2 separate regions of the Homo sapiens genome follow, and region 2 is linked to region 1. Evidence: read pairs that join two places in POLR2A ChIA-PET (ENCODE). Cell type or tissue: HepG2. All regions are shown on one strand.

Region 1 (8,000 bases):
GAGTTGGGCTATTTATGGCCACACTCCGGGGCCCCCAGGACCCCACCCCCACTCTGGGACAGGCCACTTGGTTTGTGAAATGCAAGCCCTGATTCTGGCATCAGCTGGTATGCTGTCCATTTATAGCATGTTCCTGTGGGAAAGGAGGGGGACCCAGATCTGGGATGGCTGGGCGAGCAGGGGATCTGGCAGTTTCTCTGGCTTCAAAGTTGACAAATGTTCATTTGCTGAGCATGTAGCGTATGAGATCTCTGCTGGATTCTGGGGACACAGAGAAGAGTCAGACCAGGTCCCTGCCCTCAAAGTGCTCTCAGCCTAGTTGGGGACACAGACCCTACACAGACAATCACAGGGGAGTGAGGCGTAGGGGACTGCGGAGGTGATGGGTGTGATGGATCCAGACTGAGCATCTGATCACCTCTTCTGAGGTGACCTCTGAGCTGGGCCTGTCTCCTGGGCTATGGCACCTCTTCCCTCCTGCTAAATGAGCCTGTCCTGCCCTGGCATTCATTTTTCCATTCACAGAACACTGATTCTGGGTTGGTTGGTTTGTTTGAAATGGGTCTTGCTCTGTTATCCAGGCTGACTATAGCCTCAACCTTCTGGGCTCAAGCAAGCCTCCCACCTTAGCCTCCCATCTCACCCTCCCAAGTACCTAGGACTACAGATGCACACCACCATGCCCAGCTAGTTTTTTGTATTTTTGGTAGAGACAGGGTTTTGCCATGTTGCCCAGGCTGCTCTCAAACTCCTAGGCTCAAGCGATCTGCCTGCCTCAGCCTCCCCAAGTGCTGGGACTACAGGCGTGAGCTACTGCCCAGCCAACTCTGGGTTTGAAGAGCAAGCCCAGTTTCTTTCTTTTTCTTTTCTTTTTTTTTTTTTGAGACAGAGTCTTGCTCTGTCGCCCAGGCTGGAGTGCAATGGCACGATCTCAGCTCACTGCAACTTCCACCTCCTGGGTTCAAGCGATTCTCCTGCCTCAGCCTCCTGAGTAGCTGGGACTATAGGTGCACGCCACCATGCCCGGCTAATTTTTGTAATTTTAGTAGAGACGAGGTTTCACCACGTTGGCCAAGATGGTCTCGATCTCCTGACCTCGTGATCCACCCGCCTCGGCCTCCCAAGTGCTGGGATTACAGGCGTGAGGCACTGTGCCCGGCAATTTCTTTTAGGAGTTCCCAGTTTTGTGGAGGAGACAACCCTAACACACAGAATCGGAGACCTAGGAAGTATGGGCAAGAAAGGCTGATAAGTGAGAAACACCTGCTTCTTGAGTCCTTAATACTCACCACATGCCTTACAACATTTTATTTAATCCTGACATCTCTCTGAGGCAGACTTTTTTTTTTTTTTTTTTTTTTTTGGAGACAGGGTCTTGCTCTGTCGCCCAGGCTGGAGTGCAGTGGCATAATCTTGGCTTACTGCAACCTCTGCCTCCTGGGCTCAAGCAATCCTCCCACCTCAGCCTCCCGAGTAGCTGGGACTACAGGCGCACACTACCATGCCTGGCTAATGTTTTGTGTTTTTGGTAGAGACAAGGTTTTGCTATGTTGCCCAACCTGGTCTTGAACTCCTGGGCTCAAGCAGTCTGCCTGCCTCGGGCTCCCAAAGTGCTGGGATTACAGGCGTGAGCCACCATGTCTGGCTGTAGTTATTAATCTTTTATTTTTATTATTTTATTATTTTTTATTTTTATTATTATTTTTTTGAGACGGAGTTTCACTCTTGTTGCCCAGGCTGGAGTGCAATGGCACAATCTTGGCTCACTGCAGCCTTTGCCTCCTGTGTTCAAGCAATTCTCCTGCCTCAGCCTCCTGAGTAGCTGGGATTACAGGTGTGCACTACCATGGCCTGGCTAATTTTTGTATTTTTAGTAGAGACAGGGTTTCGCCATGTTGGCCAGGTGGTCTTGAACTCCCAGCCTCAGGTGATCCTCCCGCCTCAGCCTCCCAAAGTGCTGGGATTACAGGCGTGAGCCACTGTGCCCAGCCCTATTCATCTTTTACTGACTAGCAGATTGAGGCCCAGAGAGGTAAATGACCTTGTCCATGGTTACACAGTTAGACAGTGCTGGAGCTGGAATTCAAATCCAAGAGCATCTGACTCCAGAGGGAATTGCATTTTCTTTCTTTCTCTTTTTTTTTTTTTTGAGACAGGGTATCACTCTGTTACCAGACTGGAGTGCAATGGCGTAATCATGGCTTGCTGCAGCCTCTGCTTGCTGGGTTCAAGCGATCCTCCTGCCTCAGCCTCTTGATTAGCTGGAATCACAGGCATGTGTCACCACACCTGGCTAATTTTTTTTTAAATTTTACTTTCTTTTTCTTTTTTTTTTTTGAGACGGGGTCTTGCTCTGTCCCTCAGGCTGGAGTGCAGTGGCGCAATCTTGGCTCACTGGAACCTCCGCCTCCCGGGTTCAAGCAATTCTCCTGCCTCAGCCTCCCAAGTAGCTGGGATTACAGGTGCCCACGACCACGCCCAGCTAATTTTTTTCTGTATTTTTAGTAAAGACAGGGTTTCACCATGTTGGCCAGGCTCGTCTCAAACTCCTGAGCTCAAGCGATCCACCCACTGTGGCCTACCAAAGTGCTGGGATTACAGACATGAGCCACCGCACAAGGCCGGGAACTGCATTTTCAATAGTGTGGAAGTTTGGAAGCTCATACAGCCTCTGAGTAGTTAGTGTGATTGGACCAGAGGGTGAGATTAGGGATATGGCAAGAAGTGAAGCCAGGGAGGAAGACAGGACCTGTGGGCAGGGCCCATGTCCTAGAGGGCATTGAAGTTAGGCAAAGGGTGCAGGGGAGGCAGAGCAGGGCTTTGAGCAGGACGTGGCCACTTGTAGCAAGGAGATGTAGCAGTTGCACCATTGGGGGCTGTATTTGTCAGGATGCTTTTGACTGCAAGTAACAGGAATCCAATTCAATGAGGTTTAAACATCAAAGAAAATGTGTTATCCTCCCGAACATCTTGAGACAGCATGGCTCCAGGGAAGATTAATTTAGGGGCTCATGGTATCATCGAAAACTCAGGTCTCTCCATCTTTCTGCTTCACCATCCTCAATGTGTGGATCCCAAACTTTGTGGTCAAAAAGTAGGCTGGGCACAGTGGTTCATGCCTGTAATCCCAGCACTTTTGGAGGCTGAGGCCGGCGGAGCACCTGAGGTCAGGAATTCAAGATCAGCCTGGCCAACATGGCGAAACCCCATCTCTACTAAAAATACAAAAATTAGCTGGGTGTGGTGGTACGCACCTGTAATCCCAGCTACTTGGGAGGCTGAGGCAGGAGATTCGCTTGAACCCGGGAGGCAGAGGTTGCAGTGAGCCAATACTGCACCATTGCACTCCAGCCTGGGCGACAGAGTGAGACTCTGTCACAAAAAAAAGAAAGAAAAAAAAAGTGGCTGTCGTTGCACTAGGAACAAGCTCCCTCCCAGCAACTTTGAAAGGCTAAAGGAGGAGAAAAGGAAGGCAGTGTTTTTTTCCTCACATCTCATTGGCCAGAACTGTATCATTTGCCCCTTTCTAAACCAATCACAAGCAAAAAGGATGGAATGATCATGATTTGATTTGACCAATCAAGATTCTCCCTCTAAGCTGGGGAGAAGCTGAGCCTCTAGGGCTCAGGGTTCTCTTAGCAAAGGAAAAAGAGGGGAGATGGTTTTTGGCTGTCAAGTAGGCTGTGATATGTCCCACTTCTGCTGCCCTTTGAGACATAATCCAATAGTCAGTCCTGGGGTAAGTCGTTGCTACAGTGATGATAAGTCATTTGAGTCCTAGTCCCCAAAAGTCAGACCCAGGCTTGCTTCTCCCAAAAAAACCTGACCCTGGTTTCTTTCAACATTGCTTCTATCCCAACCCCAATAGGGTTTGTAACTCCCTCTTATTTGCCTCCATTTGCTTTGAATCCTATCTGAGCCTCAGAGGCATCTCCTGCGACAGAAATAGCTTCTTATCTGGTTCTTCCAGGGAGGTGGGCCAAGAATTACTTCCTAACTCCTTCCTGGGCTGTCCACTCACAGGGCACGTTGGCTGGGCTTTGACTGCAGACGTCAGATAGCTAGCAAGCCAGATGGCCCTGGGAGCAGGTGTGGTTGAGAGCAGAGGAAGAGAGGCTGCCCACGGGCTAGCAGGCATCAGGCACCCACAGAGGGTATATCCTTGTTGGGAGAAGAGAGACAAGGTCTTGGGAAAGTCATCATTTTTTTTTTTTTGAGGCAGTCGCACTTCATCGTCCAGGCTGGAGTGCGCAATCTTGGCTCATTGCAACCTTTGCTTCCCATGTTCAAGTGATTCTCATGCCTCAGCCTCTCGAGTAGCTGGGATTACAGGCATGCACCACCCTGCCCAGCTAACCTTTGTATTATTAGTAGAGACAGGGTTTCACCTTGTTGGCCAGGGTGGTCTTGAACTCCTGACATCAAGTGATCCACACTGCCTTGGCCTCCCAAAGTGCTGGAATTACAGGCATGAGCCACCATGCCCAGCCTGGGAGTCTTTTTTTTTTTTTTTTTTTTTTTTTTTTTTGAGACAGAGTCTTGTTATGTCACCCAGGCTGGAGTACAGTGGCACAATCTTGGCTCACTGCAACCTCCTCCTCCCGGGTTCAAGTGATTCTCCTGCCTCAGCCTCCCCAGTAGCTGGGATTACAGGTGCGAGCCACCACGCCCGGCTAGCTTTTGTATTTTCAGTAGAGACGGGGTTTCACCATGTTGGTCAGGCTGGTTTCAAACTTTTGACCTCAAATGATCTGCCCGCCTTGGCCTCCCAAAGTGCTAGGATTACAGGCATGAGCCAACATGCCCAGCCTGGGAAAGTCTTGTAACCACCTTCTTGTATACACTGTCTAGGAGTTCAAGACCAGCAACATGGCGTGACCCCATCTCTACAAAAAATTAATAGCTGGGTGTGGTAGTGCGTACCTGTAGACCCAGCTACTTGGGGAGCTGAGGTGGGAGGATTGATTGATCTGGGAGATTGAGGCTGTAGCGAGCTGTGATCACACCATGGCACTCTAGTCTGGGTGACAGAGAGAAACTGTCTCAAAAAAAAAAAAAAAAAAGTCACATGGCCACACCTCACTGCAAAGGAGGCTGGGAAATAGAGTCTTTCTTCCAGGTGGCTGTATGTCTATTAACCATGGGGAAAATGAGAGAAGGGATATAGGCGGGCCCTATCTCTATATAGGGATAGAGAGAAGGGATACAGTATTTTCTGCTCCACTGCCCTGTCAGAGACTTTAACTTAGAAGAATTTGTTAATATCACTACTGGACTCTTGCTTACTAAGGGTCTAATAGTGACACGTAAATTAAACTCTTAATAAATTAGTGACAATTGTGATATGTGCTGGGAGCCCATGTCACAGTGGTGACTGCTGATGTCTCTCCCAATCAGTCAAGTATATGAAGGACGTCTCACCGTATTTCAAGAACTCTACTGGTGGGACCTCGGTCGGCTGGGACTCACCTCCTGCCTCACCCCTTCAGCGGCAGCCTTCCTCCCCTGGCCCCACACCCCGGAACTTCAGCGAGGCCAAACACATGTCCTTGAAGATGGCATATGTCTCGAAGAGGTGCACCCCCAATGACCCGGAGCCCAGGTAAGGCTGGGGTTGGGAGCAACTCAGATGGACAGATGCCCTGGCGTCAGGTGGTGGGACCAATGGAAAGACACCTCTGTGTTGTACGAATGACCAGCACAATGCCAGGACATAGTAGGTGCTTAAAAAATAGATTGACTGGAAGCCTGAGTGAAGCCATGGAGATGATGGTGTGCTTTGCTTCTCACTTCTTCCTCTGGGCAGCTCACATCTGGGGATGAACTTGGTCTGAGGAAGAACCCTGCGTTCCAGTCCTGGTCCTCTTTGAACTAGGCCCTTTTCCTCACTGACCTTTAGATTCTCCATTGTGAGATGAGGTTGTTGGACTCACTGATCCTCTCGTCTCTTCCCACTCTGCTGGAGCTCTGAGATGTCTGGTAACCTTTTTATCAGGGCCATGGAAGGTTACATCCTTCACATCTGAGCAGCCTTTAACAGTTCATTGATAATACTGAAACCACCTAACATTTACTGAGTGTTTACTGTGTACCCAGCACTGTGTTGAGTGCTTTCCCTGTGCAATATTATTTAGCTCTCACAGAGGCCCAATGGGCAAAGTCCTATTATTTCACCTCCATTTTATTTTATTTTATTATTATTTTTGAGCCAGAGTTTTGCTCTGTCGCCCAGGCTGGAGTGCAGTGGTGCAAAGATCTTGGCTCACTGCAATTTCTGCCTCCTGGGTTCAAGTGATTCTCCTGCCTTAGCCTCCTAAGTAGCTGGGACTACAGGCGCCCACCACCACACCTGGCTAACTTTTTTTTTTTTTTTTTTTTTTTTGACAGAGTCTCACTCTGTTGCCCAGGTTGGAGTGCAATGGCATGATCTTGGCTCACTGAAACCTCTGCCTTCCAGGTTCAAGCAATTCTCCTCCCTCAGCCTCCCAAGTAGCTGGGATTACGGGCGCCTGCCACCATGCCTGGCTAATTATTTGTATTTTTAGTAGAGACGGGATTCTCCATGTTGGTCAGGCTGGTCACGAACTCCTGACCTCAGGTGATTCCCCCGCCTCAGCCTCCCAAAGTGCTGGGATTATAGGTGTAAGCAACTGTGCCCTGCCTAACTTTTGTATTTTTTGTAGAGATGGGGTTCCACCATGTTGGCCACGCTGGTTTCGCACTGCTGACCTCAGGTGATCTGCCTGCCTCGGCCTCCCAAAGTGCTGGGATTACAGGCATGAGCCATCGTTCCCGGCTCACCTCCATTTTATAGATGAGGACAGAGAGGGGAAGTAACCTACTTGAGATCACACAACCAGAAAGGGTGGCACTTGCCTCAATCCTGGTAGTCCTTTCTGCTTTGGAAGGTGCAAGATACCTGAGTGATGGTGGTGGCTAAATGGAGCATATTTGGTCAAGTGGGATATGCATTGTTGGAGGTGATGCTTAACTGCTATATGCATTACAAGCTTGGGCTGTGGGTCCTAGTGACAGCCTAGGTTCAATGCCAAGCAAATGCCCAACATTGGCTGGGAGGGCTGGTTAACGTCCAGCATCCAAATCTCTTGGTCTCACTCGATGCCACACCTCTTGCCTGCCCCCATGAGGCAAAAACTGGTGATTCACAGGTCACTTGCCGATGCTCTAAAAAAGAGCCTTTGTTTTTGTTTTTGAGACGGAGTATCGCTCTGTTGCCCAGGCTGGAGTGCAGTGGTGTAATCTTGGCTCACTGCGGTCCCCTTCTCCCGGGTTCAAGCGATTCTCCTGCCTCAGACTTCTGAGTAGCTGGGATTACAGGCACCTGCCAACATGCCCAGCTAATTTTGTATTTTTATTAGAGATGGGGTTTCACCATGTTGGTCAGGCTGGTTTGGAACTCCTGACCTCAGGTGATCCGCCCACCTTGGCCTCCTGAAGTGCTAGGATTACAGGCATGAGCCATCGCCTGTATTTTTAATAGACTAATTTTTGTATTTTTTTTTTTTTTGGGACAGAGTCTTCTCTGTTGCCAGGCTGGATGGAGTGCAGTGGTACAATCTCAGCTCACTGCAACCTCCGCCTCCTAGGTTCAGGCAATTCTCCTGCCTCAGCCTCCTGAGTAGCTGGGACTACAGGTGCACGCCGCCATGCCTGACTAATTTTTTTTTTTTTTGTATTTTAGCAGAGACGGGGGTTCACCATGTTGCCCAGGCTGGTCTTGAACTCTTGAGCTCAGGCATTCTGCCTGCCTCGGCCTCCCAAAGTGCTAGGATTACAGGCATGAGCCACCGCGCCCGGCTGTATTTTTACTAGAGACAGGGTTTCACCACATTGGCCAGGCTGATCTCAAACTCCTGACCTCAAGATCCACCCACCTTGGGCTCCCAAAGTGCTGGGATTACAGGGGTGAGCCACCATGCCCGGCCCGGAAGGGCCTTCTGTGAGTGTGAAGGTGAAGTAGTATTAGTCCTTCTAGAGAC
Region 2 (8,000 bases), 80 kb after region 1:
TATGGGGCAGTCCCTGTTCCCTATGGCAAATGTGTCCCAACCTCTGTTTCATGGTCCAGGCTCTGGGCCTGACTGCACAGGGTGGAGGTGGGCCTCTCCTTGTCTGGAGATCCTCTGAGTGACTTTTTTTTTTTTTTTTTTTTTGAGACAGTGTCTCATTCTGTCACCCAGGCTGGAGTGCAGTGGTGCTATCTCAGCTCACTGCAGCTTCCATCTCCTGGGTTCCAGTGATTCTCCTGCCTCAGCCTCCTGAGCAGTTGGGACTACAGGTGTGCACGACCATGCCTGGCTAATTTTTGTATTTTTAGAAGAGATGGGGTTTTGCCATGTCAGCCAGGCAGGTCTTGAGCTCCTGGCCTCAAGAAATCCGCCCGCCTCTGCCTCCCAAAGTGCTGGGATTACAGGGGTGAGCCACCGTGCCCGGCCTCTCTGAGCATCTTAATTCATTGCAGGCTCCAAAAAGCCCCACAGTAATGGGCCTGCGTGCTCTTGTTCATTCCTTCATTCCCACAGACACATATTGTGCCAGGCAGTGTTTCTGGACAGCAGTAGAACATTGCATATCACAGACAGGGTTCCAGCCCTAAGGCTGCTGATGGTCAGCTGGGAGAGACTGACACTCCTAGCTCATCCCAGGGATGAGTGAATGAGCATGGATCAGGCTCGGAGGGAAAGGAAGCTGGTTCCGGGAGCTGCACGAGCTGGGCTTGGGCAGAGCATCTGGAAGGTTCTCTGGAGAGTCCATGTGGCAGCCATGGGCCTGGGCCTGCCCTTTATTCCAGTACCTCTGAGTTCAGAAGAACCTGAAGGTCCCAATAGACATCATTATCACCTTGGTGCGTATGTTACAGGTTTTAATTCTTGGTTCCTCTCTTCCCCAACTTCTGGATCCTGCTTTAATAAGTAAGGGTGGAGGTGCAGGAATTTGTTTTAGAAGGCCTCTCTGCAGGCGGCCCAGATTGGAGAACCACTAGTCTAGTCCATTCTGCACCCTCATTTTGTAGGTGAGGACAGAGTTCCAGAGCAGGGGTCACATGCCCCAAGACACCCAGAAGTCTGGAGCTGGTCTAGGATTTGGGCTTGGATTGTCCTACTGGACATAAAATGACCTTCCAGTACCGACTTTTCCTTTCTGGAAATGAAGTGGGAAGTTGTCAGGGTTCCAGCATGTGTGCAACACATGCATTCTTTCAGCAAAGAGCCCCTGCACTTTCTCCCTGCCAGGTACTGTGGTGGGTGGTAGGGATCAGGCAGGGGACATGCCATACTGTGTCCTCCCTCATGCAGTTCACCCCTTAGTGGGGGACACTGATAACAGGACAATTCTATTTTTTTTTTTTTTTTTGAGACAGAGTCTCGCTCTGTCTCCCAGGCTGGAGTGCAGTGGTATGATCTTGGCTCACTGCAACTTTTGCCTCCTGGGTTCAAGCAATCCTCTCACCTCCCAAGTAGCTGGGACTAAAGGCGCGTGGTACCACGCCCAGCTAATTTTTCTATTTTTAGTGGAGACAGGGTTTCGCCATGTTGCCCAGGCTGGTCTCAAATTCCTGGACTCAAGGAATCCACCTGCCTTGGACTCCCAAAGTGCTGGGATTACAGATGTGAGCCACAGCACTCAGCCTGACAATTCTTGATAATGATACATGTGTGAAGAAAGAGAAACAAAGATGATGGAGAAGAGGGGGTGAGATTCCTTTGGACCCACACCTCTGTGCTGAGTGACATTTTATCCCAGACGTGGGTGACATGATGATGGATCGAACCATGCAAAGACCTGGGGAGTGAGTAATGGATGCAGGGTGGTTGGAAAGTATAAAAAACCTGAATGGGCATGAGCTTGAGTAGCTCTAGGGGTGAGAGCTTGGCTGAAGATGAAGGAGACAGTAGAGAAATGGGAAGGAAGATGTTGATCCGCAGATGTTACCAGGCAAGGAGCTGCCCTGCTCTGAACACCTTCCAGGTGAAATCATCAATAAGGGCCTGTTTTCTGTTGCCTGTGACCAGATGCATCCTGAGGGATACACTGTGGTAGACTTTGGATTTTTGTTTTCAGGGTGATTGGAAGGTGGAGGGGTTTAAGCTTGGGAGTTACATAACTGGCTCAGCCCACTTTGCTTCCCCTGGTTGCCCCTGGAATGAGACTTGAATGGTGTCACTAGGCTGCTGAGGTTCTCATTTATATTTAAGAAATTCAGCTGGGAGCAATGGCTCATGCCTGTAACCCCAACACTTTGGGAGGCCAAGGCAGGTAGATTGCTTGAGCTCACGAGTACAAGACCAGCCTGGGCAGCATGGCGAAACCCTGTCTCCACAAAAATACAAAAATTATCTAGGCGTGGTGGCATGTGCCTGTGGTCCCAGCTACTCGGGAGGCTGAGTTTGGAGGATCATTTGAGCCCAGGAGGTCGAGGCTGCAGTGAACCTTAATCACACCACTGCACTCCAGCCTGGGTAAGAGGGCAAGACCCTGTCTCAAAAAAAAAAAAAAAAATCTAGTCTTTGGACAGGGCTCCTTCTTACCTGTTATCTCATTGAATGGCTCCCCAAATTCTAGAACCTATTCTTTGGGCCTGAGGCTTTCCCTGTACAGCAGGAGAAGGCCCAGTCATCATCTAGGTTCCTATCACTTGAAGATTTGTGATTTTGTTTTGTGCGTCCTATCATGCTGTTTGGTGTAACCACAGCCTTACAAAGCAAGAGTCCAGGTGAGGAAGCTGATTTTGCCTCAGGGGGTGGTGAATGCCCGCTTCAGGGACCTGCAGGCTAGGCATTGGACTGGGGTCCTGCCTTCAAGCAGGCTCAGCATGTCTGCTGCCTGGCCTTCCCTAGGCTGCAGGACCTCTCCAGCTCCACTGAGGTTCTCATGCCATGAACCTCAACTACGGTTTCATTTGTCAAAGGCCCCACTTTGGACATTGCTGAACAGACAGTGCATAGACCTTTGTATTAGATACGTAGACCTTTGCATCAAATGTCAGAGGGCAGAACTTAGAGTTTTATTCATGATGATAAGTAGGAGACGAAACTCAACTGTCCTGGGTCTTATTTTTCTTGGACATTTGAGGGAAATTGAATCATCTTTGAGATGAAATTTGTGCCACCCATTGGTGGGTGTGGCCCTTGAGTTTGGTGCCTCGAATGATTCTCTGAACCCAAACAATGAACCCAACCGCAGAGGTCATGAAGGGGAAGGGGCACATCCGGGAGGCAGCCTCTGATGGGCCTCGGGGCTTCCTGCTTCTTTGTCTCTCTCCTCTTCAACTTTAGGAGGTGGGGCAGCCATTGACTTCTGCTAATCCAGGGTCCCCATGGTGGATTACGTGACATAGGGTGGCTTATCAGCTGGGAACAACGGCCAGTTTGTCCCTGAGCCCTAAGCGATTTGACCTGCAGACTCTTTGAAGGGAAGTCCTTTTCAAGGCTGGCCAAGTCTTGGCTGAGATCACAATGACCAGTGATAATGCAGTCTGCCAACTCTTAATAGCCTCTGTGTGAGGAGATCACAATAGGCCAGGTTGAGCCGAGGATGTCCCAGGGACAGAAACTTAAGGATTCTTTAGTGACGCACACATGTCTGCATACATGTTTATGCTTTTATCTTTTTATGTGCTTGTCTGTGTCTGTCTAGGCCCCTGGAACTCGGAGGCCATGGCCTGCCTTCCTTGGCTCAGTCCTCTGGCGTAATCAGTGTCAGATCTCTGCCAGTCACACGAGGTCACGGGGGGCTACTGCAGGCAGTTTGTGTCCCTGGACCCTCTGAAGTTGCATATAAAATTTGGTGTTAATGTTCACTTCTCAGAGATACGTTTAATGAGATTCTTTTTTTTTTTTTTTGAGACAGGGTCTCACTTTGTTGCCCAGGCTGGAATGTAGTGGTGCCATCACAGCTCACTGCAGCCTTGACCTTTTGGGCTCAAGCCATCCTCCCACCTTAACTGAGACTATAGGTTCATGTTATCATGCCCAGCTAGCTTTTTCCTATGTTTTTGGTAGAGATGGGATCTCACTATGTTGCCCAGGCTGGTTTCAAACTCCTGGGCTCAATGATATCCCCACGTTGCTTTAATGAGATTCTTGATGGGCCTTGTGATGTATAAACGGTGAAGAACCAATGGTTTAGGAAAAGGCAGAGTTTCTGGTCACAGAGTTTGGGGCCAGACAGGCCTTGATATGAATCTTGGTTCTGCTGCCTCCTGGCTGTGTGGCCTTGGGATATTATCTAATATTTTTGTTCCTTAGTTTCCTCATCTATAAAGTGGGGATGAAATCATGCCTATCATAGGGTTGCTGTGAGGATTAAACAAGATGAAATATGTCACCCTGCCTAGGATATGTGAGTCTCCATAATCTACTATCATCATCATTATCTACTATTGCATCAGCCACGCTCAGGTCTTTGATTTTATGCCATTCTCCTATCTACAGAATCTAGATTTTCACAACTATTTACACCTTGTTTGAAACAGTAAAATATGGATTTTGGGGGGTTATGTTTCTTTATCTCCTCCCAAAAATGGATCATTTAGAATGATTTTACTAGACAGAAAGCCGGTATAGAGACATTTTAACCTCACTCTGAAGTTTCTTCTTTTTTGAGACAGGGTCTCACTCTGTCACCCAGGCTGAAGTGCAGTGGCATGATCTTGGCTCACTGCAACCTCTGCCTCCTGGGCTCACGTGATCCTCCCACCTCATCCCCCCAAGTAGCTGGGACTATAGGCCACCAAGCCCGGCTAATTTTTGTATTTTTTGTAGAGACAAGGTTTCACTATATTTCCCAGGCTGGTCTCGAATTCCTGACCTCAGGTGATCCACCCTCCTCGGCCTTCCAAAGTGCCGGGATTACAGGCATGAGCCGTCGTGCCTGGCCTGAAGTTTCATTTTCAATGGGGGTATAAAGTTTTCTGGGCACATGCTCCCAAAGTAGATATGTGAACAAACCTTGTCACAAATGTGTAAGAGGTTTCAAAGCGAAGTACTGTATTTAAGACGTGTTTGCAGATGTTTCAGTTTTGGCTGTTTCTTTTCAATCCACTTGCTCACAGATGTCAATACTCAGGGTTAGGCCTGTGGTTTCTGCTTTGTAAGTCAAAATTGAGTGTGTCTGTCCCAAGAGGGCTTTCCCTTCCTTCCCAGAGGACGTGTGGCTTATGGGCACTCTGGTTCTGCTGCTTCTCCTCTGAGCACCCCCTGCCTCTTTGCACCCACTGGGTACACATTGTTTCGTGTGTTCAGGATGCCAGTGGGCATCTTTTTATAGAAGGGCAACAGGTTGGCTCTGAATAGCTCCAGTGTCACTATGGCTGCATTTGCCTGTGGGCTCAGCCAGCTTGGGTTTCACATAAGGGAGAACTAACGCTGCCCAGGATGGAGAGACAGGGTGTGTCATGGAAATCACACTAAAACTTGGGTCAGAAGGAGTTGCCCACAACCTCCAAAATCCCACTACTGAGCACTCAGCAAATGCTTTCCACTCTTACAACAACCTATCTTCCTCCTCGCTCCTCCTCCTCTTCCTCCCCCGTCCTCCTCCTCAGCAGCATCACCACTTTCCCCATTTAGACGTGAAGAAACTGCGGTTCAGAGAAGTTACTTCTCTGCAGAAGTGGCAGGACTGAGATTCAAAGGCAGACATGTCTGGAGCAAAGCCTTTTCCCAGGATATGCCCCTTGTCTTCTTGATCCGATAGTCCATGAGATGCCTGAGGGCTGGGGCGTGTCTCACTCGTCTTGCACATCCCTGTCTCCACCTAGCGTGCAGTAAATGCATGAATGAAGGAATGCACGAATGAATGGGGCCAGCTCCTCTGAGCCTCAGTTTCTCTGTCTGTCAAATAGGCTAACAAGTCCCTGTCTGCTTCTCTTTGATGGGGCTTATGGGAATCAGAGAAGACAGTGGCTCTGAGTGCCTAAAGTGATAGCTGATGTGAGGCAGGGAGTTCCCTCCACCTTCAGCCTTCCTTTCTCCTGTCTCCACCGCTCTTCAGAACAACACTGGGCAGAGATATGAGCTCCCTCAGGGTAGTTGGTTTGAACATCTCAGGGTTGATCCCTGATGTCTCACAATAAAACAGCACTGGATTTCCCCCAAAGCTCTGGGAGTCTGTAGCTTTGTAGCTCTGGCTCAATCTCTTTTCTTCTAAAAGTGCATGACATTAGGAAACTGAGGCAGGAGGATTGCTTGAGCCCAGGAGCTCCAGACCAGCCTGGGCAACATAGTGAGACCCCTTCTCTTAAGAAAAAAAAAAAGTCTGACATATTCAGATCACATCACTCTCCTGCTTAAAATAGTGAATCACCATTCCGCACAGAATGGTGCCCATATTTTTGGCCTAGCCCTTGAGGCCCTGTGCAGTTGGACCTCTGCCTGCCTCTCCAACCTCATTTCCTACCATTTCTTGCTTATTTCACTGTCTGCACTGGCTTTCTGTTAGTTTCTCAGATAGACCCACCTTATTTCCACCCCAGGACCTTTGCACATTCTGTTCCCACTGCCCAGAACCCTTTCCTCCACATTTTACCTGGCTCACTCACACTGCAGGTCTCAGCTCGAACAGCTTCTCCTTCAAGAGGCCTTCCCCGGTCACCTCTTCTAAAGTAGGCTACCCTAGCCATTGTTTTTATTTTGAAACAGAGCCTCACTCTGTCACCCAGCCTGGAGCGCAGTGGCACGATCTTGGCTCACTGCAGCCTCCGCCTTTGTGTTCAAGCGATTCTCCTGCCTCAGCCTCCCTAGTAGCTGGGACCACAGGCAAGTGCCACCACGCCTGGCTAATTTTTGTATTTTTAGTAGAGATGGGGTTTCATCATGTTGGCCAGGCTGGTCTTGAACTCCTGGCCTCAAGTGATTGCCTTCCTCAACCTCCCAGAGTTCTGGGATTACAGGCATGAGCCACTGTGCCTGGCCACGCTGCCATTCTTCTCTCTCCTGGCACCCTGTAGTTTTCCTTCTTGGCTCTCATTGGAATTTGTAGTCCTTTGTCTTTTTATTGGCTGGGTTATTTAACGTCTCCATCACAAGTTTTGTGAGGGCAGAAACCATTCTTGCTGTGTTTTGCTCATGTGGCACAAAGTGTCGATACCTATCCCTACAATTATTGAATGAATGAGAACATTTTCCCCCAATCATAAAAGTCAACCATGTTCACCATAAAAGTTTTGGAAACAGTATTAAGAATAAAATAAAAGTAACCTGCGATCCTACCACTCAAGCTGTCTGACAATCACAGCCTACATTTTGAGTTTATTTATTTATTGAGACAAGGCCTGGCTCTATTGCCTGGGCTGGAGTGCAGTGGTGCCATCCCAGCTCACTGCAACCTCTGCCTCCTAGGCTCAAGCCACCCTTCCATCGCAGCCACTCGAGTAGCTGGGACTACAGGCATGAACCGCCATGCCTGGCTAATTTTTTTGGTATTTTTTGTAGTGATGAGGTTTCATCATGCTGCCCAAGCTGGTCTCGAACTCATGAGCTCAACCAATCTGCTTGCCTTGGCCTCCCATAGTGTTGGGATTACAGGTGTGAGCCACTGTGCCCAGCTCATTTATTTTATATATGTACATTTAATTTTCAGATCATCTCTAAATAGGTTTGTATCCTAGTCTTCTTGTATTTTCTTATGAATGCTCTTTTAAAACATTATTTTAATGCCTGTACAAATTTTTTATTAGGAATTTATCATAAAAATAAATCTTGTATTGTTGGACATTTAGATTGTTCTCAAATTTTCACCATAAAACCAGTGCTATGGTAACCATCTTTGTCTGCATCTCTGATTATTTTTTTTTCTTTTTCTTTTTTTTTTTTCTTTTGAGACAGAGTCTTGCTCTGTTGCCCAGGCTGGAGTGCAATGGCATGATCTCGGCTCACTGCAACCTCTGCCTCCTGGGTTCAAGCAATTCTTCTGCCTCAGCCTCCCAAGTAGCTGGGATTACAGGCGCCCACCACTACACCAGGCTAATTTTTTTTGTATTTTTAGTAGAGATGGGGTTTCACCATGT

Evidence for each region. ChIA-PET counts read pairs that join two places held together with the same protein. Peaks named below come from ENCODE experiments on the same cell type or tissue, not always from the same donor. Only the 100,000 strongest peaks of a DNase experiment are listed, where the experiment ranks them.
Region 2: POLR2A ChIA-PET joins it to region 1 with 10 read pairs; 4 of 35 experiments call an interaction of 5 or more read pairs at or near these places.

Annotation. Positions count from the first base shown.
Region 1 is chr20:33,415,321-33,423,320 of GRCh38, reverse strand. It overlaps SNTA1 (syntrophin alpha 1), which reads left to right. Exons shown (of 8, transcript NM_003098.3): 3 at 5,398-5,602. Among named protein-coding and RNA genes, the nearest start is that of CDK5RAP1, 18 kb to the right of the region's middle. RefSeq lists enhancers at 1-1,503, 3,756-4,256. In HepG2, a CTCF peak has its summit at 7,138; a DNase peak (open chromatin) is centred at 7,140.
Region 2 is chr20:33,335,036-33,343,035 of GRCh38, reverse strand. No RefSeq gene overlaps it. Among named protein-coding and RNA genes, the nearest start is that of BPIFB1, 56 kb to the right of the region's middle. RefSeq lists an enhancer at 5,010-5,109. In HepG2, a CTCF peak has its summit at 5,735; a DNase peak (open chromatin) is centred at 3,325; H3K4me3 peaks cover 582 bases; H3K27me3 peaks cover 393 bases.